4 separate regions of the Homo sapiens genome follow, and all the other regions are linked to region 1. Evidence: read pairs that join two places in POLR2A ChIA-PET (ENCODE). Cell type or tissue: Caco-2. All regions are shown on one strand. Links, peaks and the distances in the headings refer to the core of each region. The heading gives the core; the rest is flanking DNA. Region 1 overlaps POFUT1 (protein O-fucosyltransferase 1). Region 2 overlaps ASXL1 (ASXL transcriptional regulator 1). Region 3 has its middle 7.6 kb from the start of ASXL1. Region 4 overlaps ASXL1 (ASXL transcriptional regulator 1).

What was found. ChIA-PET counts read pairs that join two places held together with the same protein. Peaks named below come from ENCODE experiments on the same cell type or tissue, not always from the same donor. Only the 100,000 strongest peaks of a DNase experiment are listed, where the experiment ranks them.
Region 2: POLR2A ChIA-PET joins it to region 1 with 6 read pairs; 5 of 35 experiments call an interaction of 5 or more read pairs at or near these places.
Region 3: POLR2A ChIA-PET joins it to region 1 with 5 read pairs; 8 of 35 experiments call an interaction of 5 or more read pairs at or near these places.
Region 4: POLR2A ChIA-PET joins it to region 1 with 9 read pairs; 2 of 35 experiments call an interaction of 5 or more read pairs at or near these places.

What each region holds. Positions count from the first base shown.
Region 1 is chr20:32,228,927-32,236,818 of GRCh38, reverse strand. It overlaps POFUT1 (protein O-fucosyltransferase 1), which reads right to left. Exons shown (of 7, transcript NM_015352.2): 6 at 5,758-6,000; 7 at 1-2,346. The coding sequence ends at 2,158. It overlaps LOC124904884 (a long non-coding RNA gene), which reads left to right and starts at 5,778. Exons shown (of 2, transcript XR_007067560.1): 1 at 5,778-6,065; 2 at 7,860-7,892. In Caco-2, for the core only: no CTCF peak of the experiment used is centred there; a DNase peak (open chromatin) is centred at 3,338.
Region 2 is chr20:32,367,287-32,375,178 of GRCh38, reverse strand. ASXL1 (ASXL transcriptional regulator 1) reads right to left here. Exons shown (of 13, transcript NM_015338.6): 3 at 7,450-7,452; 4 at 6,056-6,164. Among named protein-coding and RNA genes, the nearest start is that of ASXL1, 13 kb to the right of the region's middle. RefSeq lists an enhancer at 5,830-5,939. In Caco-2, for the core only: no CTCF peak of the experiment used is centred there; no DNase peak of the experiment used is centred there.
Region 3 is chr20:32,346,799-32,354,690 of GRCh38, reverse strand. No RefSeq gene overlaps it. Among named protein-coding and RNA genes, the nearest start is that of ASXL1, 7.6 kb to the left of the region's middle. In Caco-2, for the core only: no CTCF peak of the experiment used is centred there; no DNase peak of the experiment used is centred there.
Region 4 is chr20:32,409,474-32,417,365 of GRCh38, reverse strand. The region is part of intron 4 of ASXL1 (ASXL transcriptional regulator 1); the gene reads right to left. Among named protein-coding and RNA genes, the nearest start is that of ASXL1, 55 kb to the right of the region's middle. In Caco-2, for the core only: no CTCF peak of the experiment used is centred there; no DNase peak of the experiment used is centred there.

The DNA of each region.
Region 1 (7,892 bases), core at 1,245-5,244:
ATAAATAAGAGAATGCCCCCATAAAGCAATTAGCAAGCACAGTGCCTGGCATGGAGGTGACGAGCAACGAGAAGCAGTCAAATTAATCAACAGCCACATTTGTGCCTTTGTCTCTTTCAAGTTTACAACGTGCTCTTATATACATGCTTTAGCTGATCTGGGCCTTTGAACAACCTGTCGGTTTTTATCACCATTTTATAGGTAAGAAAATTGGGTCAGAGGAAAAAGTGCTAGCTCACAGAACACAACTGAATTTTGCTAGAACTTCTGGTGCCCTTTCTTTCAGAACACAAGTGATTATTACTGCTGATATGAATCAAGGTGATTTGGAGCTGGGCATGCAGTCTCAGCTACCAGAGAGGCTGAGGCAGAAGGATCGCTTGAGCCTGGGAGATCAAGGCTGCAGTAAGCCATGATCATGCCACTGCACTCCAGCCTGGGAGACAGAGCAAGGCCCTGTCTTGGGGGGAAAAAAAATTAGGCGGGCCCCACTGGAGCCCCAGACTCTAAAGTGTGTGCCTAGTGTAAGGCTGTGGATGGCAAATGAATTCCAAAATGAAATCAGCCAGCCAGCTACAGGCTTACAACCTAGTGGTGGCAGGGAGTGTACGGGCTCCCTCATCTGCAGCTCCTTCTCTGGATGAGGCTTGAGAGCAAGTCTGGACAGGCAAACCATCTCTCAGTCCACCCAGGACTTAAAACACTTCATTGTTTTCCCAAAAGGGAAAAATAGCAAAGCCCTTTCTGTACAGTTTCTCCTGCTTAGAGTTGGGTGGCAGCTCTATACAGCAAATGCTGACTTTGCTGTTTGAGATCTTTGATACAGTGTGACCTCTGAGCTCTGAACCAGGCTGCCCCTGACAAAAAAAGTGTTTCCTCCCACAGGTAAACAAGGAAGAAGGCACTGCAAGGAGCTCTGGGCCTGGCTCAGTGGAGGCTCTGCCACCTTTCCAGGATCAAAGGCCAAGGGAGGTGACATGGCAAGGAAAAGATCTACAGGGGTCAGACAAGGAATTTTAGAACCACAAGGTCAAAAAACCATGGGCTCTCAGGAGTCACAGATTATTAAAACTGCAGCATTTGAGACCAAAACACTCATGACTTAGAGCACCTTAAGCCTCATGGTGTTGGCAGAGATTACATTGGAAGGGAAGAGTCAAAAGGTGCTTCTCCACTGATAATTCTGATGGCTTCTGGGCCCTGGGCATCTTCTGTGAGGTCAGAGCCTTGGCAAACGTTCCCTCGTGAGAATACGGCCTGAAGGCTCCAGCTGCAGGAGGACGGCTGGGAGAACAGGCTTTGGATATCAACCGAATGCCAACATTCTACCAACCAGGCCCCACTGGGGCAAGAGATCAGAAGAGATCTGATGGTGCCAGGTTTGCAGTGGCCATCAACCACCAAAAGACTGTGAGAACAATACCATGATAGTGTGGCTTGATGGTATGTGCTCCTTGCCAGGAACATGCTGCGTGAGTGGCACTTAGTCGCCCACAGAGCGCTGCACAGCACCACAACCGATAACTTCCATTTGCATAGTGTTTACAGCACAGGACAGCATTCATCCCCCAAGCCCCAGAAATGGCCTAGGAAGTAGGGGACAACAATGGCTCTGGCCAGGCAGTGGGGATGGCTCTTGAGGGCCACATTGGGGGACACCTTGAAAAGCAGCCAAAAGACCCACACCAGCCCCAGCCTCATCCACATTCAGTTAAGGTCACTTTAGGTACCTACATTAATAGAATTCAATGATTTTCAAAAACCACAGAGAGTTCTAGGATAGTCATGACCTTGTATCAAAATTATAGAAATCTCTCTATAAAAAAATCTCTCTGAAGAGTTCAGCATCCCAGGCTGCTCAGAGCAGAGTGGACCAGAAGACGGAGGCTGGACTGCTTTGCCAGTGTGAGAAATTCCCAGAAGAGCAGAAAGCACGTGCGATGGGAGATGCTCCTGCTCCTAGGAACCTGCAAGTCCTATGCCCTGGGATATGGAGCGTCTCCCTCCTTGAGGGGTCCCTGGCACTCTTCTCCATCTTTGGCAGGTGAGAAGAGGAGTTTGCAATCCCGGAGCACCTCTGGCTGCCAGGCCTGGCTGGAAGGACCAGCTCAGACTCTGGTCCCTCCAGGATCAGAGGGTCTGGTGCTCCGGCCAGAATCAGAACTCGTCCCGCAGCTTAGGGGGCCTGTCCATGCCGAAGAAAGAAGACGGCCTCCCCTGGAGGTCCCGCTCCCGCTTCACAAAGGCAGTGAAGGAGGAGACACAGTTGCCAATAAAGTGGTCGGCTTGGCCGAGGATGTACAGGTCGACCTGGGCCACCTCAGGCTTCAGGCTCACCACCTTCACCTGCAGGAAGAAGCACAGAGCATATAAGCTGGGGTGGCTACAGGCCAAGGCCTGCCATCCACACCCCCAACCTTATTCCCTGAGCTGCAGTTACAGACACAAAAGGAGGGGCAGAGAAGAGGAAGATGTGGTTCAGTGTCTGAGGGAAGCATTGCCCAGCTGCTGCCTAGGCCCACCCCACCCTTCCGGGCTCCAGGAGCCTCAGCTCCAAACACACCATTCACACCTTCATGTCTTCACTTGTGCTGTTCCCTCTGCCTGGAATGCTGCTTCAACACCCATTAAAATACCGACCAGACTCTTTTATTTTATTAATTTTTTGAGATGGGCTTTTGCTATACTGCCCAGGTGGGTCTTAACCTCCCAGGCTCAAGCAATCTCCCACCTCAGCCTCCCAAGTAGCTGGGACTACAAGTGTGCACCACCACACGTGGTTAATTTAAAACAATTTTTTTAGAGGAGGAGTCTTGCTATGTTGCTCAGGCTGGTCTTGAACTCTGAGATTCAAGTGATCCTCCTGCCTCAGCCTCCCAAATAGCTGGGATTACAGGTGTGAGCCACTGTGCTTGGCCTGACCAGACTCTTAAGGCTAAGCTCAAATTCTATTTTTCCTAAAGCCCTGGCCTGGTGGACTTCCCCACCAAACCAGAGAGGGGAACAGAGAGCTCCACACCTTCCAATTCTGGGCTGGATGCCTCCATCTCCCATGTACCCCAAATCCAAGCCCAAGGTCCGTCCAATCTACCCCTGAGATATTCCCCAAAGGTGAGCCCTTCTCTTGAGGGAGGGCCACTCCTTGGGCCCAATCATCACAATCTCTTGCCTGATGGACTGCAACAGCCTCTCCCTGGTCCCCTCACTGCCTCTCCTGGTCTGCTCACCACAGAGCAGCCAGAAGAAACTTTTCGAGATAACCTCACACCTGTCCTTCCCGCCCTCCAAGTGGAACACCCTTTAATGATGCCCTATTGCCCTTCAGATAAGGGTGACAAATTGTGAACGTGGCCTACAAGGTCCTCGCTGGGCCTCTTCTTATCCCACCCCCATCATCCAGCCCCTACCCAGGCTCCCGCCCTCCTCAGGACCTTTGTGCGTGCTGTGCTGTTTGGGGTGTACCTCCCTTTACCTGGTTAGCTCCTAGTTCTCCTTCGCATCTCGGCTTCAGTGGTGCCTCCTTGGGGAAGCGCTCCCTGGCCCTCTAGCCTAGGCCAGCATCCTCTGCTCTTCACTCTCACAGAACCCTGCTGCTCTACTTTGGAGCACACATCTCTGCTTATAGTTTCCACTCCTTAGTGATTCTCTGATTAGCATCATCTCCTGCCCCTGACTGGGGCTAGAGCTGTGTTGGTTTGCTCTCCACTGCTGGCCAGGCCCAGCACAGAGCCTGCCCCAGTAAAAATCTGGTGAGTGGACAGGTGAATGAATGGACCTGCCCATCTCTCTAGCAAGCTCCTGAATCCACCTTGTGGCCCACGTTATAGCTCTCTGCAGTCTCTTTTCCTGGGTCTAGAATGTGAGCCCTGGAGAGCGGGACCACATCTTATTTACTGGTACCCTTACTCAGCACTGGACCAGCTTAATGGAGGAGGAAGGCTTAGTTCAGGATAAAGGTGGCCTCTGAACCCATGGAGAAGGGAGTTGAGGGGTGGGGAGGGATGAGAAGACTGGCATAGGGACAGGAAATAGAAAATGGCAAGAGGTTCAAGGTGTAACAGATACACTGACTCCAAAAACTCACAAAAAAACTCCCTGGGACTCTCCAAATGCTTCAGCTTAGTATAGAGGTAGTTGGGGGTTGTAGGTAGGTGGGGGGAATGTGGGCAGAGTTGGGGCTGAAAGTGCTTTGCTGTTCCACAGAGATTTCTGATGTAACAAAAATCATCATCTTGCTATCTGGATTGTAGCAAAGAAATAATACCAGTTTAATCATGGCCAAAATCCCCCAAACAATTCCACTCACATTCTGAAACTTACCCACTCTGTGTCATGCCCATTATAATTAGCTCTGGGACTGCTTGGGTAAACTCTATCCTTTCTTGGAATTTTGGTTTCCTCAGCTATAAAATAGAGGGGTTGGGTTAGACAACCCCTGAGATCTCTCAGCTCTGATTTTCTCTTAATTATATTTTTCTTCTGCTTTTCTTTCTTTCTTTCTTTCTTTTTTTTAAATAGAGATGGGGGTCTCGCTATGTTAGGCCAGGCTGGTCTCGAACTTCTGGCCTCAAGCAATTCTCCTGCCTTGGCCTGGGATTACAGGCATGAGCCACTGTGCCCAGCCCCAGCTCTGATTTTCTGTTCAGTAGGTGGGGAGGAGATTAGAATGTGCTGACTTAGCACTTCCTCTCTGCACTGGAGCTTCCTGTGTCTGGGGTGAAAGAGAAGGGGAGGCCCTTGATATAAAGCCAGCGGTACCCAGTGTCTGCCTCTTAAGGCCTGCACAGCATTTACGGTTTTCACTCATCCTACAAAGTCCTATGGAATGCTTAATACTAATTCAGTCATTTTATCAATACGTACTCACTCATTGCCTGAGTATTACTCTTCACTGATATAGTAAGCACTGACCAAGAACATTCTAGTATTTACTCATGTACTGAATACTCACTATTCACGGCTTCTTCAACAGTTTGCTAAGCACAAAGATCCTTTCCTTCATTCATCAGCCACCAATTTCTACTACTGATGATAGCTAACTTTATTGAGCACTTATTTTGTAGCAGGAACTGTTTCAATTTCTTTACATCTGACCTTCACAACTGCCCTATGAGATAGGTACTATTCAGTCCCATTTTATAGATGAGGAAACAGAAGCACAGAGAGGTCAAATAACTTTTTCAAGGCTGCAGAGTGGGTAAATTCAAGTTCTCTGACTCCAGAGTCTCTGCTATTAACTCCTCCACTATACTGGATCTCTCCCCAGAGCCCACTCTCTACATCCTCATTCAACAAACTGACTGCCTACTAAGTGTCAGGCACTGTACTAGACACTGGTGATGGTAAGGCAGGGTTTCAGTCCCAAAGAGGTCGAAGCACCAGGCTAGACATCAAGGAATGTTAACAGTGAGTCAGCCTTGGACCCTGCCTTCAAGGAGCCCACAGCTCCTGGGAGGAAATAAGACATATTTCTACACCAGTCTCATACAGTCCAGAAAGTGCCCGAGAGAAGAAATGATATAGGGCCACGAAGGTCCCAGCAGGGATACGTGAGCTCCAGGAGTGGATGAAAACCTGGAAAGACTACGGAGGAGGCCTCTGAGCTGGGGTTTGAAGGAGGGTAGGAACTGAAGAGGAATGGTAGGTCCAGGCAAAAGGCTTGTAGGGGAGCCCGTGAAGCATGCAGTGGGCAGTGGGACCATCCTGGCTCCTCCTTTCATTCCCTTCCTACTGCACTCCCACTTGGCCCACACATACCTTCCCTTTGAAGAGCTGTTGGAGCTCAGGCACATAACTCTCGGAATCAGTAGCAACGTAGACCGACTGGGCATCCAGCGACCTCACCCAGAGCTTCACAGCCCTCTGGATCTCCTTCAGGTCAGGCAGGCACATAGTCATCGTGAGGGGGGCCGCTGTGCTGCGGCTGTAGCCCACACACTGCGGAGAGGCCATGAAGTGCGAGCCTGCAGTCCCGTCCTTCAGCATGGCACAGGCGTTCTTCTACGGAGAGCGGGGAACAGGGTTAAATACTGGCAACTGCCCTGGAACCCCAGAAGCAAGACCTGGTAAGTGGAAAAAGACAGGCTATACAGGAAGAACCTAACTACATTTTTTTTTTTTTTTTGAGACGGAGTCTCACTCTGTCACCCAGGCTGGAGTGCAGTGGTGTGATCTCCACTCACTGCAACCTCCGCCTCTGGGGTTCAAGCAATTCTCCTGCCTCAGCCTCCCGAGTAGCTGGAACTACAGGCACCCGCCACCATGCCCGGCTACTTTTTGTATTTTTAGTAGAGATGGAGTTTTGCCATGTTGGCCAGGCTGGTCTTGAACTCCTGACCTCAGGTGACCCACCCACCTTGGCCTCCCAAAGTGCTGAGATTACAGGCATGAGCAGCCGTGCCTGGCCTAACTACATTTTTTTTTTTTTTTTTTGAGAGGGAGTCTTGCTCTGTCGCCCAGGCTGGAGTGCAGTGGTGTGATCTCTGCTCGCTGCAAGCTCCACCTCCTGGGTTCACGCCATTCTCCTGCCTCAGCCTCCCAAGTAGCTGGGACTACAGGTGCCCACCACCACGCCCAGCTAATTTTTTGTATTTTTAGTAGAGACGGGGTTTCACCACGTTAGCCAGGATGGTCTTGATCTCCTGACCTCGTGATCCGCCTGCCTCGGCCTCCCTGAGTGCTGGGATTACAGGCATGAGCCACCACGCCCAGCCTAACTACATTTTTAAAGAAAACACTGAGGACCAGGCGCAGTGCCTCGCACCTGTAATCCCAGCATCTTGGGAGGCCGAGGCAGGCTGATAGCTTGAGCTCAGGAATTGGAGACCAGTCTGGGCAACGTGGCAAAACCCCATCTCTACAAAAAATACAAAAATTAGCCAGGTGTGGTGATGTGCGCCTGTGGTCTCAGCTACCCAGGAGGCTGAGGTGGGAGGACCACCACCTGAGCCCAGAAGGTGGAGGATGCGGTGAACTGTGATTTTGCTTGCCACTGCACTCCAGCCTCGGCAATGGAGTGAGACTCTGTCTCAAAAAAAAAAGCATTGAAGGAGGAGGAGTTAACAGTGGTTCTTTCTGGGCGGTGGGCACAGCACAGAAAGCCTGGCATTTTGAAACAAAAATTACTTTTCTTGGTCTTACTGCATTATCTGGGACATTCACTGAATTCTGAACAGTGGCAGTACTAACGGGCAGCCTTATATGATTCCCAACTACAGTGGGAACACTTCCAATAGCTCCCCAGGAGGTATGCTATCTGCTGTGGTTTCGAGAGATAGCCTTTATCAAGTTAAGGTGGGTCCATTCTATTCCTGGTTAGTTATGAGTTTTTATCATGAACAGGTGGTGACTTTTATCAAATGCTTTCTTGGCCTCTATTGAGATGATCATATGATTTTTCTTCTTTGGGTGTTAATATAGTAAATTTGATTACATTCTTGCGATAGATTTTTACGTGTTTTGTGTTGTGTGCTAATATGTTATTGGCTTTGACCTGTTAATATTTCACTTAGGGCCTATGCATTTGTGTTCATAAGCAAGAACAGGCTATAATTTTCTGAGCTGACCTTATCTGAGTTTGGTATTAGTGTTATGCTAGCTTTATAAAAAATAGAATCTTATATCTCTTGATGTTGTAGGAAAGTATAGATGGGAATTACTATTCCTTGAATGTCTGGTTGGAGCCACTCATAAGACATCCTGGCTCTGGCTCCCTTTCTTTGTGGGGGCTGGGGGAAAGAGGAGAGTTTAGTGGGTAAATGTAAGATTACCTCATCAATTGGCTATGAGTGAATTTTAATTTTAGTATTTTTCAAGTTTTCTGCAATGAGCATTTCTAACATATCTATATATCTTCTTAGGTAAATCAAGGTGACCATCTATATTGATTCTGT
Region 2 (7,892 bases), core at 2,229-6,228, 140 kb before region 1:
TTTGTTCTTAAGACATACTATCTAAAGTGCTCAGAGGTGGCTGGGCACGGTGGCTTATGCCTGTAATCCCAGCACTTTGGGAGGCCAAGGCAGGCCTTGAGGTCAGGAGTTCGAGACCAGCCTGACCAACATGGCAAAACGCTGACCAGATATGTCCCCTCGACCTTGGCCTCCATAGCTGTAAGAAATAAATTAATTTTCTTTATAAATTACTCACTTTTGGATATTCTAAGTAATGGAAAATGGACTAAGACTATGGTACTGCCTCAATTTTTCTATAGGTTTGAAATTTTTCAAAATAAATAAACGTAAAGTAAAAATATATATATATGTATTTAACACCACCTTGGATTAGGGTGTTTATTGGACAGACCTGAGTTCTCAAGTGACCAAGATGGTAATCAGCTGGTTCAGATCTTTGATATCCTTTCTCATCCATTCCTGAGTAACAATAAACTAAATGCCTGCACAACTTCTGGGAGAAGTGTGGTGTTGATGAGGCATATAACAAGAGACTAGTTAGTAATCACACATTCATGGCTGGAAATCTGGAATTCTTAAAACAGCCTTCAAAAAGAATAAGGGGCCGGGCACCGTGGCTCACACCTGTAATCCCAGCACTTCGGGAGGCTGAAGCAGAGGATTGCTTGAGGCCAGGAGTTTGAGACTAGCCTGAGGAACAAAATGAGACCCCCTCCATCTCTATAAAAAAAATTTTTTTTAATTAGGTGCAGTGGTGCATGCCTGTGGTCCCAGCTACTGGGGAGGCTGACAGGAAGATTCCTTAAGCCCAGGCGCTCAAGGTTGTAGTGAGCTATGATGGTGCCACTGCACCATCTAGCTTTAAGCCACAGAGCGAGACCCTGTATCTAAAAATAAAAAACTGGGTGAGCACAGTGGCTCATGCCTATAATCCCAGCACTTTGGGAAGCCAAGATGGGAGGATTGCTTGAGCTCAGGAATTCAAGACTAGTGAATTCCCACCTCAACAAAAACTACAAAAATTAGCTGGGTGTGGTGGCATGCGCCTGTAGTCCCAGCTACTAGGGAAGCTGGAAGGATTGCTTGAGCCCAGGAAGTCAAGGGTGCAGTGAGCCATGATTGTACCACTGAACTCCAGCCTGGATGACAAAGCGAGACTCTGTCTCAAAAAATAAATAAATACACACATATATATACACATATATAAGACATGTCTATATATAACACCATGGCAAGTGGTTCAAAATATATTAACTGAATGAAAGAAGCAATGATGAAATTTTTTCAAATATTAATTATTTAGGTTACAGGTATCTGAATTTTTTTTTCTTTTTCTTAAGAGTCTCTGTCACCCAGGCTAGAGTGCAGTGGTGCAATCTTGGCTCACTGCAACCTCTGCCTCCCGGGTTCAAGCAATTCTCCAGCCTCAGCCTCCCCAAGTACCTGGAATTACAGGCACCCACCACCATGCCCAGCTAATTTTCGCATTTTCAGTAGAGACAGGGTTTCACCATGTTGGCCAGGCTGGTCTCGAACTCCTGACCTCAAGTGATCCACCCACCGCAACCTCCCAAAGTGCTGGGATTACAGGCATGAGCCATCGCAGCTGGCCACAGGTAGAATTTTATGGATTACTTTCATTTTCTCTGTTGCATTTACGTATATTGCTTTTATAATAGGTCAAAAAAATTAAGGCACACACATAATTAACCAAGCTAAAATTTACCAAACCCAGAGGTAAGCATCCTTCATTCTGGCTCTGAGATATGAGCTAGATGCCAGATGCAAATCTAGGGACAATTTCATCAAAACTGTTCTTGAGATGGAGCTTCACTCTTGTTGCCCAGGCTGGAGTGCAATGGCACGATCTCAGCTCACTGCAACCTCCATCTCCCGGGTTAAAGTGATTCTCCTGCCTCAGCCTCTTGGGTAGCTAGGATTACAGGCGTGCACAACCACGCCCGGCTAATTTTTGTATTTTTCGTAGAGACGGGGTTTCGCCATGTTGGCCAGGCTGGTCTTGAACTCCTGACCTCAAGTGATTCACCCACCTCGGCCTCCCAAAGTGCTGGGATTACAGGCGTGAGCCACTGCGCCCAGCCCATCAAAATTATGAACAAGGACACACGAGGTGGCTCATGCATGTAAACCCAACACTTTGGGAGGCTGAGGTGGGTGGATCGCTTGAGTCCAAAAGTTCAAGACCAGCCTGGGCAACAAAGCGAGACTGTCTCTACCAAAAAAAAAAAAAGAAAAAGAAAATCATAAACAGTATTTATCATCAAATGTCAAAAGAATAATGAAGGCTGGGCGCGGTGGCTCACACCTGTAATCCCAGCACTCTGGGAGGCCGAGGCAGACGGATCACGAGGTCAAGAGTTCAAGACCAGCCTGGCCAACATAGTAAAATCCCATCTCTACTAAAAATACAAAAATTGGCCAGGTATGGTGGTGCACGCCTGTAGTCCTAGCTACTCGGGAGGCTGAGGCAGGAGAATCACTTCAGCCTGGGCGGTGGAGGTTGCAGTGAGCCAAGATCACACCACTGCACTCCAGCGTGGGTTACAGAGCAAGACTCTGTCTCAGAAAAAAAAAATAAATAAATAATAACGAAGTACAAAAATGTAGCCATTATTCACTAAATTCGTTCATTAAATATATATTTATTGAAGGCAACTATGTACCTAGTACTGTGGGTAATTAATAAAATACAGACTCTGCTCTCAAGGAGTTTACAGTCTAACTAGAGGAACCAACCAAGCAAACCATTAATCCATTAAAAGAGCACAACGAATATCAGAGAAGTGATGCCTATGGATGTAAAAGGCCAATGAACAAGATACTATGAAGGATAAGCAACATAAAGCCAAAGGCAGTTAAGATGAGGTACTGAGCAAATATTCAATTAGCACATCTCAGACACAAGCTGTAGACTAACAGACCACTCCCAAGCTTACAGCAGGTTCATACAATGGTGTTTATTCAAAGATATATTAAAATTAAGATGAAGGGGCCTGGTGCAGTGGCTCACACCTGTAAAATTAAGATGAAGAAATATAATTCAGTTCACACATAAAGCACGTACTATGCCAAGAATTCTGCCCAGAGCCAAATTACAAACACAAATAAAACTCAGTTCCTGCCCTTAAGGTACTCATAGAAAAAAGTAATTATCCTTCCTTTTAAAAACAGAATATACCATTAACAGGCATATTTGTAATAAACATATATGTATTAAATAATTATAACTATATATAATTACAGCATATGTAACAATAAGCTATATATGAGATAATAGAGGGCCAGGTATGGTTGCTCACACCTGTAATCCATCCCAGTGCTTTGTGAAGCTGTGGTGGGAAGATCACTTGAGGCCAGGAGTTTGAGACCAGTTTAACCAACATAGCAAGACTTCATCTCTAGGAAAAAATTTAAAAATTAGCTGGGGTGATGGTGTACGCTACTCGGGAGGCTGAGGTGGGACTACTGCTTGAGCCCAGGAGTTCAAGGCTACGGTGAGCTATGATTATACTACTGCACTCCAGCTGTGGACAACAGTGTGAGACCCTGTTTCTAAAAATATAAATTAATATTAAATTAAAAAATAATAGGCCAGGTGCAGTGGCCCACGTCTGTAATCCTGGCAGTTTGGGAGGCCAAAGCCAGTGGATCGCTTGACCCCAGGAGCTCGAGACCAGCCTGGGCAACATGGCAAAACTCCTTCTCCACAAAAAATACAAAAAATTAGCCAGGCATAGTGGTATGCGCCTGAAGTCCTAGCTACTCAGAAGGCTGAGGTGGGAGGATCACTTGAGCCTAGTAGGTCAAGGCTGCAGTGAGCTGTGACTATGATACTGCACTCCAGCCCAGGTGACAGAACAAGACCCTATCTCAAAAAATAGATAATATTAATAGAAAAATGCCATTAACAGGCAATTAAGAATGATAAACCTCAGATCATCATAAAGGCTATCATTTATTAAGGACTGACTCAATGCCAGGGATGCATATTCCACCAAAAAGAAGGGTTAAATCCCTCCCAGGTTACAAAGCTAAGTTTTTGTTTTGAGACAGGGTCTTGCTATGTGGCCCAGGCTGGAGAGCAGTGGTGTGATCACAGCTCACTGCAGCCTCCATCTCCAAGCTACCCTCCTGCTTCAGCCTCCTGAGTAGCTAAGACTATAAGCACACACACCACCACGCAAGGCTTTTTTTTTTTTTTTTTTTTTTTAATAGAGACAAGGTCTCATACTCCTGAGTTTAAGCAATCCTCCCGCCTTAGCCTCCCAAAGTGCTGGGATTACAGGCATGAGCCACCACAGCCGACCACAAAGCTAGGTTTTGGGCTCAGTGGCTCTGTCTCTTCCAAGGCTCGATTACAAGAAAAGCATACAAAACTGAAAGGAAAAAGACCAAACTATTGGATATAAAAAAATATAGAAAACAGCACAGACATCTGACCCCAAGATAAACTTTATTTATATATAAAGACCAAGTTTTATGGCTTCATGTTATATAGTTGGTATTTGTTCAGGTATTTATTTTGAATACAGTCCATCAAGAAAACAAAACTTAAAGGAAAAAGTTTGTACTGACTGCTAAAATTTATAACCCACTATGGAAGAACGAAAGGGTCAGCATCAAATTTTCAGTTTCTCCAATGTCGACAAGTCATCTTATGTCTAAATCAGGGGTCGACAAAGTACAGCCCCAAATCAAATCTGGCCTGCAGCCTGTTTTCGTAAGTAAAACAAACATTTGTAAATAAATTTTTTTTTTTTTTGGAACACAGCCATGCCCATTCATTTGGGTATGGCTGCTTTCCTACTACAATGGCAGACCTGAGTGGTTAAGACAAAGACAGTATGATCCACAAAACAAAAAAACATTGATTTTCTGGTCCTTTACAGAAAAACTTTGCAGACCCCCGGTCTAAATGATTACCATATATATCACAAATGGTGGAAAAATAATTAGCCTGTTCATTTCGGCCCTATTTAAGCTTTATTATGAACTCTACCTGATTTAAGTACTCTTACTTTATAATTACTGTCACTTAATTTCCACAAATATGTTCACATTTCAGTTATTTTCCATAGAGTAGGTCTTACATTAGCTGACCAGTAATTTATCCTTCACATCATTACTACAACAAAATCCTAATTAAGGCACATCTGTGGCCAGGTGCAGTGGCTCACGCCTGTAATCCCAGCACTTTGGGAGGCTAAGGCGGACGGATCACAAGGTCAGGAGTTCAAGACGAGCCTGGCCAACATGGTGAAACCCCGTCTCTACTAAAAATACAAAAATTACCTGGGCATGGTAGTGCACTCTTAGCTACTCAGGAGGCTGAGGCAGAAGAATTGCTTGAACCTGGGAGGTGGAGGGTGCAATGAGCTGAGATCGCACCACTGCACTCCAGCCTGGGCAACAGAGTGAGACTCCATCTCAGAATAAAAAAAAAAAAAAAAAAAAAAAGGCACATCTGCAATTATCCCCATAGTTATGCTTCAGTTTTGTACAATCTACAAAGATATAGACAAGAAAAGATGAACACACAAACAAGAGCTGCTATGACTAAATAATTTCTAATATCTGATTCATATTAGAACACCTCAAAGTGCCATTTAGAACCAACAGCATCTGGCCAGGTGCGGTGGCTCATGCCTGTAATCCCAGCACTTTGGGAGGCCGAGGTAGGTGGATCACCTGAGGTCAGGATTTCGAGACCAGCCTGGCCAACATGGTGAAACCCCGTCTCTATTAAAAAAAATAAAAAAATTAGCCGAGCATGGTGGCATGTGCCTGTAGTCCCAGCTACTTGGGAGGTTGAGGTGGGAGAATCACTTGAACATGGGAGGCAGAGATTGCAGTGAGCCGAGATCTCGCCCCATTGCACTCCAGCCTGGGTGACACAGCGAGACTATGTCTAAAAAAAAGAAAAACATCAGTGTCACCTGACTGCATATGAGAAATGCAAATTCATGGCCCCTATTCCAGACCTACCAGGTGATTTTTATGCACATTAAAAGTCCAAGAATCACTGCACCAAAAGAGAGTTCATATCACTTACCTTGAGCGTGAAAAGGCTGATTCGGCCAGGCAGTTTATAAAACAACCCCTCTCCTCCTCTTGAATTGGAATGTAGCATAGCATTGAGGCATGCGAGAGGGGAAGTCCCACTGTAAAACCACAAAAGAATGGATGAGGGTTATACAATCCATCTGCCTACTTAAAGACCTAATCCCTCCAACTCATTCTTAAATGAGAAGAAGCTAAGCAAGAAATACAGAAGAAAAAATCTCATGACAATTTCACTGTGAAAATAGTAAAAGAATAACCAAATGAAATTCACATAAATCACACTCAGAAAACTCTGGAATAAACATTATGTGATACCCGAAATCCATAACTAACACTTCTTCAGTGCTTTTTGACAATATAAATCAAATTTCCAAGAAATTTAGAAAAACCTCACAATTTTTTCAAGTTATATTTTAATAAGTTAATAAATTTTTAGTAAAATTTTACTATTAAAAGTTTCCTAGCCTCTATATTTCAATCTACATATCATACTCAGAAACTGCCACAGAATACTATGACAAAGAATCACAGAATCAATGGTGCTGTGCCAATAAAACAAGCAGAACTTTTTTTCCAGTTAAACATTTTCTAGTAAGTACACAAAAAGAACAGTATTTCATTTGTTTTTTCTCTGCTGGAAGTGGGGAGATTGAGTTTTATTCTGTATCTACCCAGGAACAATTATTTAAACCTAAATGCAAAAAGTAAGTCAAGTGGATTTAGTTCCCAGTAATGCTTAAAAAATAAACTGAAACAATGGCATACTAAGTTGTTTCATGGTCCCTGCCACAACAGCAGGTTACAAAACGTGACAATTCAGTGCAAAGGATGCTACTTACTGAATCTTTAAATAGAAAAGCTACCAAAAATATCAACAAATGACCATTATTAATATTAACTGAGTTTGGCACTAGCATATTAGTGCTAGGAGTCACCTGTGCACCCTCTCTTCCCTCTCCCCAGCATGTTAAAAAATATATAAATAGCTTAAGTAAGCCTCTTTGCATTTTTCAGAACTAGAAGCCCTAATTTATGCAGTGTTAAAAATAAATTCTGAGTCTAAAAAAACCATTAAAAAACTATTACTTATTTTGCCTTGGAACACACTGGATGCTAAAAAATTTTTCACCAAGAACCAATCTCTAAAAGAAACCCTATGCAAAATCTGGAGTATCAAGTGGGTGTGCTAGCATCTCTGCTACAAGGGGAACAGCATGCTGGCACAGCTCTTCTGTGACTCCTACATATTATACCTCTGTCTACAAATTACAGAGCTGCTCACTCATCATGAGCCATCATGACTGCTTCATAATTCCTCTAAGAACAAGAAGCAGAAACAAGTTAAGGTTCTCAATTCCATATGTCCCAAAGGGACTCATTTACCTTCTATAGGCAAAGTGGTCCAACAGCAGTGCAGACAGCAGCATGATGGGAAATAGCCCATAAAAACAAAAATAAAGCACAATTATAACACTACACAGTGGATAAGTACAAGTCAAATAAATGTGATGTAGACAATCTCAATCTTCCCTCCCCACAAAACATCAACTTGAGAACGTTTGAACTGACAACTGGAAAGTGAAGGCCTTTTGACCCTAAAAGGTCAATTAAAGCAGCTAAGTTTGACTAGCAAAAACATGAAGTTTGCTCTGAGTCCCAGGCAAGGACTGTGTAGTGCTCTCCTCTTTCCTCATTTAAGTACTTTCTTTGTTTTTTGTTTTGTTTTGTTTTTTGAGATGCAGTCTTATTCTGTTGTCCAGGCTGGAGTGCAGTGGTGCAATCTCGGCTCACTGCAACCTCCGTCTCCTGAGTTCAAGCGATTCTCC
Region 3 (7,892 bases), core at 1,403-5,402, 120 kb before region 1:
TTGTGTGACTTTGGTTTAGTGATTGTGTTCATGCTAGCATCTTTGGTTTCATCATCATATCCCCAGTGCCTGGCACAGTCTTGGCACATGGTAGGCACCCAATCTGTTGAATAAATGACCCGATCTCCGTAATTACTTTACTGGAGAAACTCTGAAGACTAATTTCCCTTTGAGCCCTAAACAATGTTTGGAACCTGCTCAGGGAGAATCGGGAAAGACCAAGACAGGATTTCACCCAAATATATCTATGCAAGTTATAAAGATGCTCATGGATAGAGAGCATGACTTCAGCTGGGCGTGGCAGCATGTGCCTATAGTCCCAGCTACTCAGGAGGCTGAGGCAGGAGGATCATTTGAGCCCAAGAGTTTGAGGCTGCAGTGAGCCATGGTTGCGCCATTGCACTCCAGCTTGGGTGACAGAGCAAGACCCTGTATAGGAGACTTCATGACCTTATTATTGTCATTAAGTCACAGAATCTGCCCATGTGATGGGCAGCCCTAACTCATAGCTCACCTTCCATTCACCATCGTTTAAATCCTGCTGTTCAGTCTCCCAGTAGGGAGGAAAACGTGTTTAAATTACCAAAATGTCTTTTTCGTTTGTTTGAGACAGGGTCTCTCTGTTGCCTACACTGGAGTGCAATGGTGCAATCTCAGCTTATTGTAGCCTTGACCTCCTGGGCTCAAGTAATTCTCCCACCTCAGCCTCCCAAAGTGCTGGGATTGCAGGCATGAGCCACTGTGCCTGGCAACAAAATGTCAATAATGGTTACCTCTGGGTAACCATCAGACTATGGCAACTTTTGATTGTCTTTTTTTTTTGAGACAAGGTCTCACTCTGTCACCCAGGCTGGAGTGCAGTAGCATGATCATGGCTCACCGCAGTCTTGACCTCCTGGGCTTAAGCCATCCTCCCACCTCAGACTCCTGAGTAGCTAGGAGTAGGTAGGGCCACAGACACATCCCACCACCCCGAGCTAATTTTTTTTTTAAATTTTTTGTAGAGACAGGGTCTCGCTATGTTGCCCAGGATAGTCTCGAACTCCTAACCTCAAGTGATCCTCCTGCCTCGGCCTCCCAAAGTGCTGGCATTACAGTTGTGAGCCATGGACATATTACCTTTTGTTTTTGAGATAAAGTCTTGCTCTGTCATCCAGGGTGGAGTGCAGTGGCATGATCTTGGCTTATAGCAACCTCTGCCTCCCAGGTTCAAGCAATCTTCCTACCTCAGTTGGTGGGATAACAGGCATGTGCCACAACACCAGGTTAATTTCTGTATTTTTAGTAGAGACAGGGTTTCTCCATGTTTGGCCAGGCTGGTCTCAAACTCCAGACTTCAAGTGATCTGCCTGCCTCAGCCTCCCAAAGTGCTGGGATTATAGGCATGAGCCACCACGCCCGGCCCATATTACACTTTTTAATTGAAAAAAATTCTTTTTCATTTCAACCGCAAAACATAGAACATTTAGATTAAGGTAGTAGCTATGGGTAATATTTTTTCTTTTTTATATTTGTATTTTCAAAACCTAGAATTAGTATGTGCTACTTTTATGATGGAAAAACAAATTCCATTCTTAATGCAATATACCTCAACAATGTGAAAACAACTTTAATAATTATTAATATTTTTATTTTGCTTAAAAAGATTTGTGGGACCCCCTAGAATGGCCTCAAAGGAAGGATAACCTGAGCTGCTTTTTACCGAAATCACGGAAAATGGCAGCTCTCTGATGCTTTAAGGTTTTCAAGTATAGATTTCAGGACCTCAATAAGGTACCCATCCCAATTTTTAATCTCTCTTAATAATGCAGAGATTTACTCACATCCACCATAATGCTTCTGGCCTCAGTTTAAGCCATTTCCTCTATTATTTCCTCTGTGAAAGAAGGAAAAGAACCTTTAAAATGTATTTTAACATCAAAATGCTGAGCGGGTGGTGTGCCCAAGTGATGAGAGCGGTGAATGGGTTATTTCTTTGTTTCCCATGATTTATAATAAAAACATCAACTTACACCCTACCCTAAATGACTTTTCTTCCTCTAATAACTAAATGTGAAGTTGGGGGCTTATATAAATGGCTTTTCACAGGACTTAACTCTTGAATTCCAAAACCATCATACGAGGTGAATGAGAAAAGTGGGCCAGTAAAGAAAAGACACTTTCCCAAGATTGCACAATTGGTTGTTGCTGGAGTCAACATTTAAACCCCAAGCTCCTCATTCCAAGTTCTTTCTAAGGCACTGTGGTAGCCTTAGAAATGGCCACCTCCTCACATTCATATCCTTTTTTAGTCCCCTCCCACTTTGATTAGGGCTGAACTCTGTAACTGTGGAAATGAGCATAAGTGGCTTCTGGGGCTAGGTCAGAGAAAACATTGCAGCTCTGCCTTGTTCCAGGTCACATGCTCTGGGGGAAACTAGCCACCATGTCATAAGGACACTCAAGCAGCTTTCTGGAGAGGTCTATACGACAGTAGCCCCAGACAAACTTTCACATGACTTCAGCCTTGGCCAACATCTTGCCTACAACCTCACGAAAGACCCCAAGCCAGAATCATCCACATAAGCTGGATTCCAGACCCACAGAAACAGCGAGACATGATATGTTGATTTTTTGTTGTTGTGGTGGTGGTGGTTTTTTTTTTTTTTTTTGGTTTTTGGTTTTTGGTTTTTTATTTTTTTGAGATGGATTCTCACTCTGTCGCCCAGCCTGGAGTGCAGTGGTGTGATCTCAGCTCACTGCAACCTCTGCCACCCGGGTTCAGGCAATTCTCCTGCCTCAGCCTCCCAAGTAGCTGGGATTACAGGTGCCTGCCATCGGGCCCAGCTAATTTTTGTATTTTTAGTAAAGGTGGGGTTTCACCATGTTGGCCAGGCTGGTCTTGAACTCCTGACCTCATGATCCACCTAACTTCAGCCTCCCAAAATGCTGGGATTACAGGTGAGGGCCACCGTGCCCAGCCGAAATGTTGATTGTTTTAAGTCACTAGATTTTGAGGTAATTCGTTTCACAGCAATTGACAACTAATAAAGACAGTGTCTCCCCTTCTGAGTGGTGCTTACCTTTTGTGAAGCCTGTTAAAAAGCAATGGACTCTCTTTCCAGAAAAACTTATACCTATTTATATGAAATTCTCTATAGTGTTCCAAGGTATTCCTGGCCCCTCTTGAAACCCCAAGAAATACAACTACATGTCCCAGTTTATGGAGTTAATAGATGCCAGAGCCAGGATTCAAACCCAACTACCTCAACTACACAGCTCACATCCTCTGCCCCTTTGCCGTTCTGCCTTCCTGGAGGCCTGGGTTCAGAACCACTGCTCTAAGTTAAGTTGTCCTTACATCTTCATCTTCCTTCTGCATTCTATCCCTTTATTCTTTTTTTTTTTTTTTTAAGAGTGAGCAGCAGCAAGATTTATTGTGAAGAGCGAAAGAACAAAGCTTCCACAGCGTGGAAGGGGACCAGAGTGGGTTGCCCTATCCCTTTATTCTTGCAGGTCACATTTCTCTGGACCCATTTTAATTGCAATTCCTGAGTGACCCATTGTGTATTAGGTCCCAGCAAAAACACAAAGACAAGCTCACTGACTCCGAGGGCCCCTGGTCTAATGGGATCTTAGAGATGGAAATAAATAACTGTACACATTATTAAAACCTATTATCTTAGGTCCTTTTGGACAAGGAGGCAGCAACAAACTCCGAGAGGGCAGCCTTCACAGAGGAGCTAATACTTTAGCTGGGCCTTGAAAGCCCAAAGGAAAGAGGGTGGCTCAGGTGAATTCTGGGTAGAAGTGCCAGTGAGTATGATAGGGAGTGGTCTCCATGGGTCTGTGTGTGAAAGAGCAAGTGTGTTCACTTGGGGACAGGCCAGCAGTCCAGAGGGGCAGGAGCAGGAGACAAAGCCAGAAAGGTGGGCTGGGCAGATCCCAAGCAAAGTCTTGACCACCTCCTGTAACAACCAGCTCAATAGAGCTATGATCTGAGCTCATATATTGGCTCTTACCCAACCCTGTGGCCCCAGACCCAACAGCAGAGGCCCTGACACAGGTGTTTGTCAACGTTTTCTGAATGAATTCATTCAAGCAGAACTGGGTGCTAAGACTGGTCTGCAGTTGGGGCAGGGAAAGCAAGACAGGGTTGCAGAGTCACCCTTGATGTCTCCTTGAATGTCATTTCTTTGGCAAGGTTTTGCCTGATTTCCTACATTCATTAAGCCGTCCATCCTCCCATACCACTCAATGCGTTCTTCAACATATAATGAAAAATCTAATTCACTCTTGACATTAATGATGACTTCAATGTCTACTCCAAATTAGACAGTCAGCCAGATGATGTAAGGGACTGCTTGCTTCTTCACTGCTCTGCTCTCCATCCTAGAGGAAAGACTCCTCTATCCCAGAAAACAACAGTAATACAGCATGGGGCACCTTCTTCCATTGGCACTGATAGCCTCTTACTGGGATGCCAGCCCTGTGCTGAGCCCTGGGGACTTACAGCCTAGATAGACACAGTTCCTGTGTTTACACAGATGGATTACAAATGATGGCAAGCCAACGTAGTAGGTGCCCTAGCAGATAGAAGCCTGGGGTGCTGTTAGAGTTGACAGAAGGGGATGTCTGAAAGCTGACACCAGGTAGGGGAGAAATTAGTTCCAAACTCAACAATTATAGTCACTTTGGGTGCAAAATAAGCATTCAAAAATGAATAACTTTTAATGTACTACTAATAATTCCATTAGAAAATGGTGCGATGAGGGCCAGGCACAGTGGCTCATGCCTGTAATCCTAGCACTTTGGGAGACCAAGGTGGTAGGGTTGCTTGAGGCCAGGCATTCAAGACCAGCCTGGGCAACATAGTGAGACCGTGTCTCAAAAAAAATAAGAAGAAAAAAAGAAGGAGAAGGAGGAAGAGGAAGAAGAATAGGGAAAAGAAGAACAAGAAGAAAAGAGGAAGAGGAAGAAGGAGAAGGAGAAGAAAATAATAATAATAATGGTGAGATGGCTGGGCACAGTGGTTTGCACCTGCAATCTCAGCATTTTGGGAGGCTGAGGCAAGGGTATAATTTCAGCCCAGGAGTTCAAGACCAGCCTGCACAATATAACAAGACTTCATCTATACTAAAAATAAAATAAATTAGCTGGGTATGGTGATGCACACCTGTAGTCCCAGCTACTTGGGAGGCTGGGGCAGGAGAGCTGCTTGAGCCTAGGAGTTCAACATTGCAGGGACCTCTGATCATGCCATTGCACTCCAGTCTGGGCAACAGAGTGAGACATGTCTCAAAAACAGGAAATAGGTTGGGAGAAAAAACCAAAATGGGTTGGGAGAAAAAAAAATGGTGGGAAAAAAAGGATTCCATTCACAAGAGCAATTAAAATATTACATCATCTGGGCTGGGCACAGTGGCTCACACTTGTAAACCCAGCACTTTGGGAGGCTGAGGCGGGAGGATCACTTGAGGTCAGGAGTTTGAGACCAGCCTGACCAACATGGTGAAACCAGTCTCTACTAAAAATACAAAAATTAGCCAGGCATGGTGGCGCATGCCTCTAATTCCGGCTACTTGGGAGGCTGAGGCAGGAGAATTGCTTGAACCTTGGAGGTGGAAGTTGCAGTGAGCCAAGATGGTGTCACTGCACTCCAGCCTGGGTGACAGAGTGAGACTCCGTCTCAAAAAAGAATAATAATAATAATAGTAATAGATAAAAAAAATTACACCATCTGGAAATAAAGTTAACAAAAATGTACTGGTCTTATAAAAAGAAAACTATAAAACTCTACTGAAGAGCATAACATCTTGGACCAGTGGAAATCAGAGCTTTCCTTAGAGTGGAAGGTCCTATAACGTGGATATTAATTATCCCAAAATCATCCCACCAAGTAAATGTCATCCCAATGAAGATCCCAGTGAGATTTTATTGTCAAAACAATCCTAAAATTCAACTGGAAAAATAGGTGCATCATTTTCATAAAAAAAAAGACCTAACATTTACTGACCACTCACCATGTGCCAGGTGCCATCCTGAGGACTTGCTATGCATCGTCTCATCACATCTTCACAAACACACTGTGAGGTAGATACTGTTATTGTTAACATTATACAGATGAGGAAGCAGAAGTTCAGAGAGCAAAAAAATAACTTGTTCAAGGTAACACAGCTAGTTAGCGGCTAACCTGGGATTAAAGCTCAGGCGGGCTGACCTCAAGGTCCATGAATTTTACCACTTTGCTCTACTGCCAGGAAAACTTTGAAGAAGATTAACGAGCTGGGACTTGTTCTACCAGATATTAAAATGCATTAGATAGCTACAACAGCTAAAACAGCAATTTCAACAAAGAAATACAGTCCTATTAAACCAAACAGAGTATAGAAACAGAGCCAGGTGTATGAGGAATTGTAGTGTATGATAAAGGTGACATTTCCAACTGGTGGAGAAAAAGAAGTCAATAAACAGAATGGGACTAGCCACAGACTAGCCACTTGGAGAAAAATTAAGCTAGAGCTCCACCTCTCTCATTAAATCTAAATAAATTCCACCTAGATCAAAAATTTACATGTGATAAAAGAAACAATAAAAGTATTGAAAGAAACAAATGGATATTTTTATAATCCTGGAACTATTAATCTTTTAACTATATTTTAATAATTAGGCAGTTTTCCTAAGCACAATATGGAAGTTAAAAAATCCTTGGGGGCCGGGCGCGGTGGCTCATGCCTGTAATCCCAGCACTTTGTGACGCTGAGGCAGGCAGATCACTTGAGGTCAGGAGTTGGAGACCAGCCTGGACAACATGGTGAAACCCCGTCTCTACTAAAATTACAAAAATTAGCCCGGCATGGTGGCACATGCCTGTAGTCTCAGCTACTTGAGAGGCTGAGGCAGGAGAATCGCTTGAACCCGGGAGACAGAGTTTGCAGTAAGCCGAGATTGCGCCGTTGCACTCCAGCCTGGGTGACAGAGGGAGACTCCGTCTCAAAAAAAAAAAACAAAAAACAAAAAAAAAACAGGCCTAAACATGCTATTAACAAAAGAAGAAATACAAATGGAAATAAATACTTGAAAAGATTTTCAGCCTCATTAGGAATGGAACTACAGATTAAAACAAGATTGAGATATTTTTCAATAGATCAGAGTGGCAAAGGTTAAAAAGATTGGCAGAATTCAGCAAAGATGGAGGGAAACAGACACAACTCATGCACTGTTGATGGGAGTGCAAATTCATACAATTGATTTGGGAGGCAGGTTAGCAATATGTAACAAAATCATACTTGCTCTGGGTGTATCAGGATTTGAACACAAGTCTGGCTAACACAAGAAAATTATAGGCCAACAGTGGTGGCTCACGCCTGTAATCTCAGCACTTTGGGAGGCTGAGGTGAGAGGACTGCTTGAGCCCAGGAGTTCAAGACCATCCTGGGCAACACAGTGAGACCCTGTCTCTTTATAAAAAATAACAATTTAAAAGATTTTAGCCGGCCATGGTGGCTCACGCCTGTGATCCTAGCACTTTGGGAGGCTGAGGCGGGTGGATCACCTGAGGTAGACCAGCCTGACCAACATGGAGAAACCCCGTCTCTACTAAAAGTACAAAATTAGCTGGGTGTGGTGGCGCATGCCTGTAATCCCAGCTACTTGGGAAGCTGAGGCAGGAGAATCACTTGAACACGGGAGGCGGAAGTTGCGGTGAGCCAAGATCACTGTATTGCACTCCAGCCTGGGCAACAAGAGCAAAACTCCATCTCAAAAAAAAAAAAAAAAAAATTAATAAAATTATAATGGGAAAACCTTTTGATTTGGTAATTCATGTACAGTGATTTATTCCAGGAGGAAATTAAACAAGCGAACAGTGATCTTTGTCCAAGGTTGCTTAATATAGCATTGTATAAAATGGT
Region 4 (7,892 bases), core at 1,892-5,891, 180 kb before region 1:
AGAAAGGAGTTTCTATCAACCAGAAAGAAATTCTTGTAAGTTGCCACTCACAGCTGAAACTTTCTAGCTAATGGTGACCACAGGTCCACAATCCCTTACCTGAAATCTTTGGGTCTAGATGTGTTTTTATTTAGAATTTCTTGAATTTTAGAATGTTAATATATGCATATATTGTGTATCAGCACCACCAGCAACCCATAATCAAACACATTAATTTTTAAAAAAATAAAATGTAGACAAAGACCAAGTGAAACAAATAAGCTAACCTAGACCTGTCAATCTACATCAGAGTTTTGACACAAAATGAGTTTACACAGGTCAGGTTTTACTACTAAATCAGTCAAGGGGAAAAAAATTCAGTTCTCATAATATTTTGGATTTCAGAATTGTTAATAAGGGACTATAGATCTGTATCAGGAATTTGAAGAGTTCATCATTAAACACAAGGAATTACAGACTTTTTAAGCATAAAACTTGATGTCATGATCGTAACAAAGCATGTTTCTCAAAACTTTTAAAAAAGATTTATAAGTTTTATATTTTTCTCATCATAATTACAAAATGCAAAGAAAATGTAATGAAATCTTTTCACTAACCCCCACAGAAAGAGCCTCCAAGTCACTTCCATTTTACCCAAGCATACAATATGAAAAGGTAAGGGAATAGTCCCTTAGAGAAATTCTCACACGTTTGTACATGGAGATTAAGGATAAGTGTTGCTGCAGTGTTTATAACAGGGATTAGAAAACAGTGAAAAACGCACATATTCATAGCAGGGGACTGGATAAATAAAATGTAGCTATATTGATATGGTACACTATTAAACATTAAAGAAAATAAAATACACTTATATAAACAAACATACCACATACCTCCATATGAATAGGAGGATGCACGTTAAATTAATGATAGTGGTTGTAGCTACTGGGAAGAACAGGGGCAACAGGCCAGGGTGGCAGGTGGGGACAGAGGGATTGGGGTTTGGCATAAAAGCCAAGGGCATTTTCCACTTTCTCTGTACAAACGCTTGAGCTTCCATATTTAAACATGGCAAAATAGAAGTTGGTTAAGGGGTATAAAATTACAGTTAAATAGAAGGAGTAAGTTCTAATATTCAATAGTAGAATAGGAAAATTATAGTAAACAATAATTTACTATATATTTCAAAATAACTAGAAAAGAAGAATTTTAATGTTCCCAACACAAAGAAAAATGTCTATGTATTGCATACAGGTATCAAAATATCACCTGTACCCCCAAAATACATATAACTATTATATCTCAATTTTCAAAATTTGTAGTGTACTGCATTGAATCTACAAATCAAATTGGGAAGAACTGACATCTTTACGATATAGAATCTTCTTAATCAACAACATGGCATAGCTGCTCTCCATTTATTAAGGGTTTGTTTTGTTTTTGTTTTTGTTTTCTTTTTTAAATATTTTTTCTTTTCTTTTGTTTAATGGTATTTGGGGGTTGTGGATAAACATGGCAAAATGAACATATACTTCTTTGCATCTTCCTGAGGGTTCACTAGAATGACTATAAGGGAACAGTAAAAGTGTACATGCATAAAGACAAAGAGTAAGGGGAAGGAAAAAGGCAGTAGATGAGGGATGTCAACAGAAATCTGAAAGACCAGGTTGAGCAGGAAGGTAAGAAGTAACTGACTCAGCAAAGAAGGAAAGTTGAAGTTTATGGCTGCAGAGGGAAAAGCCACAAAAAGCAAGCCAGTGCTTCAAAAGCCCGGAGCACGCAGGGAAGTGGGAGGCACCAGGAACCACTGCAGACAAGAGTTGAGAGGCAGGGGCTGAGAACAGGAGAACTGTTTCAAACTCTGAATAAAACAGTCAGACCCCCTCAGGTCTCCTTCCTGTCCCTAAACAGTAAGGCAATACACCCTTCTCCCACTCCAGAGGAAAACAGATTTATATTCTGATTAAACTGAACCACGGAAGTTCTGGAACAGAAGACTAGAGGCACAGCTCAAGGGATGGGGCATGGAGTGAGATGCCACACTCTAAATAAGACCAACAATAGAAAATCATGACGCAGGCTGGGCATGGTGGCTCACACCTGTAATCCCAGCACTTTGGGAGGCTGAGGCAGGAAGATCACCTGAGGTCAGGAGTTCGAGACCAGCCTGGCCAACATGGCGAAACCCCATCTATACTAAAAATACAAAAATTAGCCAGGGGTGATGGCGGGCACCTGTAATCCCAGCTACTAGGGAGGCTGAGGCTGGAGAATTGCTTGAACCCAGGAGGTAGAGGTTGCAGTGAGTTGAGATGGCACCACTGCACTCCAGCCTGGGCGGCAAGAGATAAACTCCATCTCAAACAAAACAAAACAAACAAACAAACAAACAAACAAACAAAAAACACCAGAAAATCATGACACCACTAGCTTCCCTCCCCACCTTGGCTCCCAAAGCTCCCCAAATAGTAGTAGTACTATGACCCCAACCACAGCCTACTGTCATGTAGATGGCAAGAGATGAAAGGATTTCTCCTCCTGGAAAAAGTGACCAGCCTAGGAGAAAACACTTTCAGAAATGGATAACAGGAGGATCCCCTAAAAGCATCTAGGTCCCCACCCTCTATCACAGCCAATAAACACTGCTCACAAACACAGGATCCATCAGTTTGCTCACTGTTGAGTGACCTATCAAGAACCACCAGCTATTTAAGCACATTGTTATATGAAAGATAATCACAATAAACAAAAGAAGAACTGAAAGGAAACAAAGATAAATAAAATTTCATAGTAAATGTTCTCAAAGAGGCCCAAAACAAACATAGAGTGCTTTTTTTAAAATAAGATATGGGGTGTTGCTATGTTGCCCAGGCTGGACTCAAACTCCTGGTCGTAAGCAATTCTCCCACCTTGGCCTCCCCAGTAGTCGGGACCACAGACACGTACTACAGCTCAGCCAGAATATTTTTTTAAAAAAATAAAGCAACATTAAAGAACATGAACAATCTGCTAGAAATTAAAAATGAGAGGCCAAAAACAACAGATTATCTCCTAGAGAACTGATTAAAAAAAAAAAAGAAAAAGAAGCTCCATTAAGAGAGTCCCACATCCAACAAATAGAAGGTCCAGAGGAAGAAAGCCAAAAGACAGAAATAATACAAGAAATTTTCCCCAAATGAGAAGACTCCAGTTTCCGAGTTTAATAAGGCAAAACACTCAGCATAATGAATGAAAAAGACCCATTCCACAGCATTATCATGAAATCTCAAAACACAGGAGAGAAACAGATCCTAAAATCTTCCGGTCAAAAAAAACACACGATATCCAGAAATCACAATGGCATGTTTCTCAAAAGCAGCTCTGAAGAATGTAGTAGTAAGAGTAACATCTTCTGGAATTCTGAGCCCAACCAACAATCTAGTGTGGAACACAGAATAAAGACATGTAAGGCCTCAATTTACCTCCTAGGCACCTGTTCTCTAGAAGCAACTCTACGTCAATCTGCTCTACATAAATGTATTGTGTAGAGAATGCGCACACAACTAAAGGAGTAACAATAAATGAGATTTGTGTGAGATCTAGGAAAGGCAGGACATACCAGGAGAAAGTGAAGAGAATTCCCAAGGTACATATAAGGAAAGTCCGAGGAAAACAGCCACATGCACGTGAAAAGAGTAGCCAACAGGCCCCAGTTTGCCTGGGAGTTTCCAGTTTTAGCACTGAAAGTCCTACACCCCGGGAAACCCCTCAATCGTGGGCAAACCAGGATGGCTGGCCACCTTACACCACAAACTGTCCATGCGGAGAGCAGGAAAAAAGATGGCTCCAGGAACAAACATTCAGAAAGAAGAATGAAATACGTTGAACACATCAAGAATTGTACAGCTGTTAATAGCACTGGGTTTCATCTTTTGTTTGTAACCCATTTTGTTTTTTATTTCCCATCTTTGTTATTTTATCTACATATTGAATTATGTGAAATATAACATGATTACAAATCAAAACTATATAAAAGGTTATACTCAGAGTAAGTGACACTGCTCCCCACCATCCCTTCCATTTCCATCCCCCTCCAACTCTCCATTCCATTCCTGTTAGTCCCCTAACCAACCTCATTGTTTCCGGTGTATTCTTCTTGTGTTTCTTTTTGTACAAATGATAATATACACATCTGTTTTATTTATCCTTCATCCTTAAACAACAACAACAACAAAATCTGCGTGCCTCAGAGAGTATTTTGCTCTTCAATTTTCCACTTAACAATATATTCTGGAAATTACTCTATCGTTTCATGAAAACTTCCTCATTTTCTTCTCAGCTGCATGATACTCCATGATGTTGATGTATCAAAGTATAACCACTCCCTCATGTACCACCAGCATTTAGATGGCTTTTAATATTCTGCAACTACAAATACTACTGCCTTGAATAATCAAATGGAAACAATCGGTCAAAAGGTAGATGCAAATATAATTTTGTTAATAGTATCAAATCCCCCAACAAAAAAAAGTATCCATTTGTTTTCTTGACCTGGGGACAGTGGCTCACGCCTATAATCCTAACACTTTGGAATGGCAAGGCGGGAGGATCACTTGAGCCCAGGAGTTCAAGATAAGCCTAGGCAACATAGTGAGACCCCCATGTCTGCAAAAAAAAAAAAAAATTAGCCAGCCAGGATGCATATGCCTGTAGTCCCAGCTACTTGGGAGGCTGACGTGAGCTACGATCCCACCATTGCCCTCCAGCCTGGGAGACAGAGTGAGACCTGTTTCCAAAAAAAAAAAAAAAAAAATTTATTTCTTTTCTTAAGGGTAATGCAACAGTGCTTGTTTTCCCACAGCACTAAAAAGAGGAAGTGGTTGTGATACATTTAAAATTTTTACTGACATATACTTAAAGTGAATAACATAACCACACTGAAGGGGCACAAGGACAGATCTAACCCAAGTAATTCTTCAAGTATTTTGACTATATATCCTTAGGCTAAAAACCTAAATGAACTATAAACAAATACTGAGTTCTAGTTAGATTTGTTCTTCCACAGTGGAATGGGTTAACAATTATAAAACTACTAAGTGTTTATACTAAAACTGAGCAAGTAGGTAGATACAAAGTACATAATAGAAGCCAGGTTGTTCAATGTTGGAGTAGCAAGATGCACATATAGAAAGGTAAAGTTAGAATGAAACCCCCAGTAAGAGACTAATTTCAAGGTATTAGTATGAATACTATATTTACCTATAGACAGACAAAGAGAGAAACAGGTACAGATGTATACATGCATACTATTCTAAGCTAAAAGAAACCAGAGCTCCCCAGGAAAATGGATGATTCTAGAAGTGGGGCTGGGAAAATATAAGCTAAGCCCAGAACATCTTGCTGGGTCAGAAAGCAGGTAAGTAAAGAAGTGTTCAGGAATGAGGAAAACACATAAAAAGGACACAAAAGCTGGAGTACATGCAATTCCACTGGCCAAATCAGCGACAATTTGTACATTAAAAATGATAGTAAGATTATAACTCAATAATAAAATAAGAATCCATGGGTAGGGCTGGGCATAATGGCTCATGCCTATGATCTCAGCACTTTGGGAGGCCAAAGCGGGTGGATAACTTGAGGTCAGGAGTTCGAGACCAGCCTGGCCAACATGGTGAAACCCCATCTCTACTAAAAATATAAAAGCTGGGTGTGGTGGCACAAACCTGTAATCCCAGCTACTTGTGAGGCTGAGGCAGGAGAATCACTTGAACCCAGGCGGCAGAGGCTGCAGTGAGCCAAGATCGCACTACTGCACTCCAGCCTGGGCAACAGAGCGAGTCTTCATATTTTAAAAAAAAAAAAAAAAAAAAAGGAATCCATGGCCGGGCACAGTGGCTTATGCCTGTAATCCCAGCACTTTGGGAGGCTGAGGCGGGTGGATCGCTTGAGGCCAGGAGTTGGAGAGACAAGCCTGGCCAACATGGTGAAACCGTCTCTACTAAAAAGACAAAAATTAGCCGGGCATGGTGGCAGGCACCTGTAACCCCAGCTACTCGTGAAGCTAAGGAAGATGAATCACTTGAACCCAGGAGACAGAGGTTGCAGTGAGCCGAGATTGTGCCACTACATTCCAGCCTGGGTGACAGAGCGCATGAGACTCCATCTCAAAAAAAAAAAAAAAAAAAAAAAAAAGAATCCATAAATTCACAACGAATAAACAAATGGGGGAATAAATTAAAGCTCTCCCCCTTACTGAAAAACCACAACTAATAGATGTCAGATAAATGGTGGAACTTAAAAAAAAAAAAAATCACCACTTGACAACAACTCTCAGAGTACTAATTTTTTTTTATTTTTTTTATTTTTTTTTTTTTTTGAGACAGAGTCTTGTTCTGTTGCCCAGGCTGGAGTGCAGTGGCACGATCTCAGCTCACTGCAACCTCCATCTCCAGGGTTCAAGCGATTCTCCTGCCTCACCCTCCCCCAGTAGCTGAGATTACAGGCATGCGCCATCATGTCCAGCTAATTTTTTTGTATTTTTAGCAGAGACAGGGTTTCACCATGTTGGCAAGGCTGGTCTCAAACTCCTGACATCAAATGATCCACCCACCTCGGTCTCCCAAAGTGTTGGGATTACAGGTGTGAGCTACTGCACCCAGCCTCAGCGTACTAACTGTTTTAGGTAGGAATCCTTCATCAGTGGATGCTAAAACCAGTGAATGAAAGTACATGAGACTATTCATATAGTCTCAAAGTACAGTAAGTGCCCTCTACCCGAAGTTTCACCTTCCACAGTTTAAATAACCTGTGGTCAACAGCAGTCCAAAAAATTACAGTATTTTGAGAGAGAAAGAAGGATCACATCCACATAACTTTGATTATAGTACATTGTTGCAATTGTTATATTTTATTCTTAGTTATTGTTGTTATTCTTTTACTGTGCCTAATTTAGAAATTAAACTTGGGGGGCTGGGCACAGTGGCTCACACCTGTAGTCCCAACACTTTGGGAGACCAGTGCAGGAGGATCACTTGAGGCCAGAAGTTCATTCAGGACCAGGCTGGGCAACGGTGTAAGACCGTATTTCTAAAAACTAAATAAAGGAATAATAAAATAAAATTTATCAAAAGTACATATGCATAGGAAAAAACACAGTATATATAGGGCTTGGGACTATCTGTAATTTCAGGCACCCACTGGTCTTGAAACATCCCCAGCAGATAAAGGGGACTACTGTATCTCTCTACAAGGTACTATTTATAGGAGAGAAATAAGGCAGACACCACCTTAACCAAGTGTTTGAAGTTATCGTTATCAGAAATCAGACAAACAGGTATCGTGTCTCCTGATAAAATGTACTGAGGAGGACATGCTGAGGTATTCCTGTCAAAAACATTACTTTAATAATGAAAAGCATCAAGACAAATCCATATTGGAGAACTTACTATTAATACAAAATAAATGGTCTGTACTTTAAAAAAAATTAAGTCATAAAAGACAATGTTTGTGAGAACTTTTTCAGATTAAAGAAAATGAGATTTGACAAACAAATGTACCATGTGATCAAGGATGAGATCCTCAACCAGAATTTTGCTTTATAATTGGCATTAGAAAAGAATAGGTAAAATTTCAGTAAAATATGCAGTTTTTTTTTTAAAGATAGGGATCTCACTATTGTTGCCCAGGCTGGAGTACAGTGGCTATTCACAGGGTTGATCATGGCATACTGCAGCCTTCAACTCCTAGGCTCAAGCGATCCTCCCACCTCAGCCTCCTGAGTAGCTAAGACTATAGGTGTATACCACCAAGCCCAGCTCAAAGTATGCACATTAGACAGCAAGCAGTACCATATCAACATTAATTTTCTGACATTGATAATTGCAATGTGGTTATGAAAGAGAATGTACTTGTTGTTAATAACTATTTAGAGGTTA